Linked DNA regions of Mus musculus: region 1 is linked to region 2. A link is a loop called in an ENCODE intact Hi-C map of the cell type or tissue named here. Cell type or tissue: heart. All regions are shown on one strand.

Region 1 (2,500 bases), 100 kb before region 2:
AGAGCGAAAACAGGTGATGTCATAGCACGCAGTGCGGTGTGGTCACCGCCAAGGCCGGCTGGGGAACTGCAGTTCTTGGGAGCTTGGTGCTCTGCGCCAGTAGCAGAAGCACCCTATCATGGGCTCCACGACACCGGTGAGCACCCTGAGCCAATCAGGTGCTCGCTTTGCACCGCCTTTGTTCTCACTGGGGAGCAGGCAGCCAGAGTCTGGTCTGCAGTCCGGGGTTGGTGTTTGGCCCCTCGGAGTACCTGGCTCTCTCACTCGCCTGGGTTGGGCATCTGGCCAGCCGGAGCTTTCCTCAGTGACTTATGCCTTCTGTCTCCAGAACATAGAAGCTAAACCCTGACTCACCGTTGTCAGTTTTGAGAGAGGAAGGTCCAGTCCAATCGTTTTAAATGGCAATTCGTACTCAAAACCTTCCATCACAGGCAGGGATTGTGCTCTGCAAGTTTCTAACCAGAGGCCTCCCACAGGATTTGTGTGTGTGTGTGTGTGTGTGTGTGTGTGTGTGTGTGTGTGTGTGTATCAATCTCTGACTTGTTCATGATAAACGAACTTTCTTTGCTGTGAGAACGATCGTCGGAGAGAGGGAAAAACCCCTAAACCAAAGATGTGTCTCCGGGTCTCCAACTCCAATAGCTGTGTAGACTTCTAACTCTACAGCCGTAGGTAGTTGGTCTTTCGTACCAGATTTACAGAGTGCATAAAGAACATAAAGTTCTTTGAGATCTGTGGGAGCAAAGTGCTGCAAGACCGCAGTCTTCCTCACAGCTATTAGATTTAGATCCATGGAGAGAAAGCTGAATCTCTGCCCCGGAGGAAGGAACGTTCTAGCGTCCACCCGGCCCACTCCCGAGAGATCAGGAAATGTTTAGCTAGGTCTCAGATCCTCTAGCGAGCTCTAGCTTCCAGCTATTTAATCTCACTCTCCATTCTGCACGGTTTTTGCAGAGAGGCGTGGCTTGTCCTGAGGGTGGCGCTAGAGTTCCTGATAATTTGCATACACCACACCTCCATTTCTCATTGGTAGATTGGAGTCCCTCCCACCCCACTACCTAACTAACCCAGGGTCACTCTTCAGCATCGAGCCTCGGAGATAAACTTAACTTGCCCGGAGATTCGTGTTGCTCTCGCCTCCCGCGATTGGCCGGAGCCACTCATTGGATGCGGGTGCAGAAGGGGGCGTTGCCGGTGCCGTCTGGTTGGCGGGAGGGGGCGGTGCCCAGCGCGGCTGCCCTGAAGGCGGCGGGCCTCGGGGGCGGGGCCGCACTGAGAAGCTGAGACGGCCGCGGCTGCTCGTCCTGGCTGGCGGGGCGGGGGTCTGGCGATGGGGGCGGGAGGAACAACGGGTCGCTGAGTGCCGCGGCTGCCGTCCCCGCCGAGCTCGCGCGGGCAGCCGCTGCGCCGTCGCTGCCGCCCGACCCCCTGAGAAGAGAACGTTGAAGCAGCCCTTCGCTAGCGGCCGCGGTGACAGCCCGGCTCCGGCGCGATGAACCGCGGTGGCAGCAGCGCGTCGGCCTCGGCCAACTACCTGCTCTGCACCAACTGCCGGAAAGTGCTGCGGAAGGTACGGCGCGGCCGCGTCCGGCGGCGAGGCGCTCCCCACGGTCCGGGTCCGGGCGGCGCTTGCGGGGGAGGGGGGACGAGAGGCAAAGTGTCCCCCCGCGGGTCCCTGCGCCCGGCCCCTGGGCTGCCGCCGGGTCTGCCCCGAGGCTGAAGGGATGCTGGGATGCTGGGAGGAACCGGCTCGGCTGGGGATGGAGGCTGGCCTGAAATCACAGCAACCAGTTTGGTCTGCAGGAGACTGGCTGCCTCTCCCCGGTGGCTGACTCTGGGGGGGTGTTTTCTTCGACTGGGTCGCTTCTGCCAGGCCTACGGTGCCTTGGCACCGCCTCTTGACATTCTCTTGGTGGGTCCCGAAAGGCACCATGAAGGCATCTTGAACTTTATACCCATAGGAAATGCTGTTCGATCTTCCAGCGCTTTCAGCTTGGGTTGGTGGAGGTGGAGGCTGAAGACGACTTGGGTTCGCCCTCCTTATCATCCCCCACCGCGATGTCGATCGAGAAAATCCGACCCAGGATTGGCTTATTGCTTTCCAGAGTGACTGATAGAAAGTTTACTCCAGTATTGTTTAGCTTACTTGGCTTAATCGCCCCGTGGGGGATGGGGATGCAGGGAGAGAAAGGATGACAAAATGTCCCTGTAGACGCAGAAGAGGTTTTAATAAGATCTGAATAGCCTCCTTGACTAATATAATCTGTTTCTTTTTTACACTCTTATTTTTACATTGCATGAAATGAAATCATTAGGTGAGGTGTTTCTGTTTGTCCAGCACCAATGAATTAAAATTGCTGAGCTGTGCATATTTGAGAGCTAAGATGAATATGGTGCCGTTTTTGTCAATTTTCCTATCTACAGTCAATTTAGGATTGCTCTTTATGTCCTAGGAAAAACAAGCAAGCACATAAATAAGCAAGCTCAAATATTTGCGCTC
Region 2 (2,500 bases):
ACTTAATGAGAATGGACTGGGTTGCTGCTTTCTTCCCAGACCAGGGGTACATAAAGAACTTCTAGGGGTATACTGAGGGAAAGTAAGTTTAGATCGGCACATATCTTCCCTATATGCACAAGCTAAGAACTCTTTCTACTGGCCTGAGCTCAGAGATCCTTACAGCAGGACGCTGGACACAGGAGGATGTGAGAAGGTAATATTGGTGCAGACTGCCTGAAACCTGCCTGGCCAATGGTAGCTGGAAATATGACCAAGGTACAATCCATACTTTCAGGTGGAGACACCTGAAAGCCAGAAGCTTTGTATTGGTGGCCGGCAGGAACCAAGGGCTCTGGGACACACAGGGCTGGAAGGCTGGGGAGAAGTCAGAGAGGCAGGACAGGGTGTCTTACTGCGGAGACCTGGCAGAGGAGAGCCAGTCAGCAGTTTCTGTATGGCCCATGGAAGGCTTTCTCGGTGTTTGATCCCTGCCGCCAGACAGACCCAACACTGTGAAAGGTCACTTGATTGCAATGGTCTGATAATCTACAGATACGAAGATTCAGGAAAAACTGGTTTGTCCTTTCTGCGTGGGTACTACCCCCACTGAGCTTCCCAAAGTCCTTGCACTGTCAGAAGCTTTCCCCTAGCAGAAAGGGCAGTGATTTTCTAGCCTCAAGACCAGCTCACTCATCTCACCAGCTGGGTGGTCTTCTGCAAGCTCCTTCACCCCTCCTTGTCTGGAGCTGCTTCCTGTAAAGTGGGGTGAACTTGCCCACCGCCCAAATGTTGCTGAGGGGATGTGGGCGGGCCTGGGAAGCTTGTGCTTCCCGCGGATCTGCCCGGTCTTGGCCACCAAGGGCTGTCTCCCAGTTCATGTTCTCTACTACCCAGGAAACCAACCAGACACTGCAGACGTCTGAGCCCAAGAGGAGGGAGGGCCATCTCCTCGGGGAACCTCCCGCCCCTGCGGCTTAAGTGGAGACTCCCACCCAGGCAAGGCAGGCTGCAGTTTGGGGATGGGGAGACGCTGGGGGGTAGATCTGAACTTCAGATCCCGGTTCTCCCGAGTCCTGCTTACCTGCGGCTCCAGCAGCCCGCGCTGCTCGGCACTGCGGGACGCCGGGCGCGCAGCGCGAAACGCGGAGAACACGGGGATGCGGTGGCCAGGACTGTACAGAGTGGCGAAGCGCTCGGAGCCCGCGAAGCGTTGACAGATCCTCACGTGCGCTTCGGTCGCCAGCCCGGCGGGTGGGGTCCCCTTGTAGAAGAAACGGTCGCATTCGCCGAAGCCCGCTTGCTGCGGGAGCAGCAGCCGGGCCTGCAACAGCCCTGCCAGGGCCAGGAGGCCGCCCAGCGCCAGCCAGCGCGCACAGCCCATGGCGGCCTCTGCGCGGCCGGGCGCCGCTAGAGCAGGGAAGTCCGCGGTGAGCCTCTCTGGCGGGGCGGCTCTGGGCCAAGGCCGCGCCCCTTCTCCGCCTCCACCCCGAAGATGGCTGCAGTGCTCAGCCGCGGCTTTCTGCGGCTGCACCCACCCCTGGAGACCGGACACCTGCCGCGGCGCTGCTGTGTGCCAGAGCTCCCCCTCCGCGCTGGACTGGCTTAGCCCAAGGGGCTGTCCCCAGGGCTGGCGCTGAGAAGTCGGACCTTGCGTGCACCAGGTTCCTCCGGGATGGGGAGATGTCCACAGAGGAGACGGTGCCTACCCTTCCGCATCAGACCCCAGTTAAGAAACCCTGTTAAAGCCGGGTTTTTGGTAGAGGCAGGGGGATCCGTAAGACCCTGCTAAATAAATAAATAAATAAATAAATAAATAAATAAATAAATAAATAAATAAATAAATAAATACTGATAAAGGAAGTTCTTAGGCAGACAGCACAGCCCGGCCGTGGTTTACTTGGTATGAGCATTAGATATCAAACCGAAACTCAGAAGGGAACAAGACAGCCAACACCCTGTATTCATCCCACTGCTCACATGCCTCTGCACACCCCCACCTTGAATTAGTAGAGTGATAACCGACAAGAGCAGGATCTCTGTTTGGTGAGCCTAGTATTAATTAAAAAACAAGCAAACAAACAAACAAACAAACAAAACATGCTGTTTACGGAATCACTGAAAACCCAGTGTTAATCCACTGCGTGACTCCTACAGGGTTTTAGGATACAGTGAAGGAAGTTGGCCTGAAAAGATGATATCTGAACTGACACCCTGAGGAAGGCAGCCCCAAGCTGGACTTTCCCAGAGGGGAAAAGAATGTGGGAGGGACTTGAGACAGGCTGGTGGAATAAAGAGCAGAGGAATCTGGCTGGGATGTGAGCAGAGTGATTGACTAGGATTAAGAAGCCCAGCCCCGGTTCCCACTCCCAGTAAATAACTAGCTGTGGTGGTGTGCACAGGGACCAGGAGTTCAAAGGCAGAATGGGCTTCTTGGACCCTGACTCAAACTGAAGTAATTAATTTAGTTTAAAAATAAAACTGAGGTCTGGAGCAACAGTATACATTAGGTTAGGGAACT

What was found. A loop is a pair of places that touch in the nucleus more often than their neighbours do. Peaks named below come from ENCODE experiments on the same cell type or tissue, not always from the same donor. Only the 100,000 strongest peaks of a DNase experiment are listed, where the experiment ranks them.
Region 1: it touches region 2 in a loop (3-fold over the local background); 4 of 42 quality-filtered maps call a loop at or near these places.

Annotation. Positions count from the first base shown.
Region 1 is chr9:14,275,060-14,277,559 of GRCm38, forward strand. Sesn3 (sestrin 3) reads left to right here and starts at 1,242. Exons shown (of 10, transcript NM_030261.4): 1 at 1,242-1,570. The coding sequence starts at 1,493. In heart, CTCF peaks have their summits at 54 and 965 (motif pointing right); DNase peaks (open chromatin) are centred at 162, 1,132, 1,772 and 2,052; H3K4me3 peaks cover 2,500 bases; H3K27ac peaks cover 2,398 bases.
Region 2 is chr9:14,379,608-14,382,107 of GRCm38, forward strand. Endod1 (endonuclease domain containing 1) reads right to left here and starts at 1,635. Exons shown (of 2, transcript NM_028013.3): 1 at 1,064-1,635. The coding sequence starts at 1,363. In heart, a CTCF peak has its summit at 1,436; DNase peaks (open chromatin) are centred at 924, 1,494 and 2,274; H3K4me3 peaks cover 2,415 bases; H3K27ac peaks cover 1,790 bases.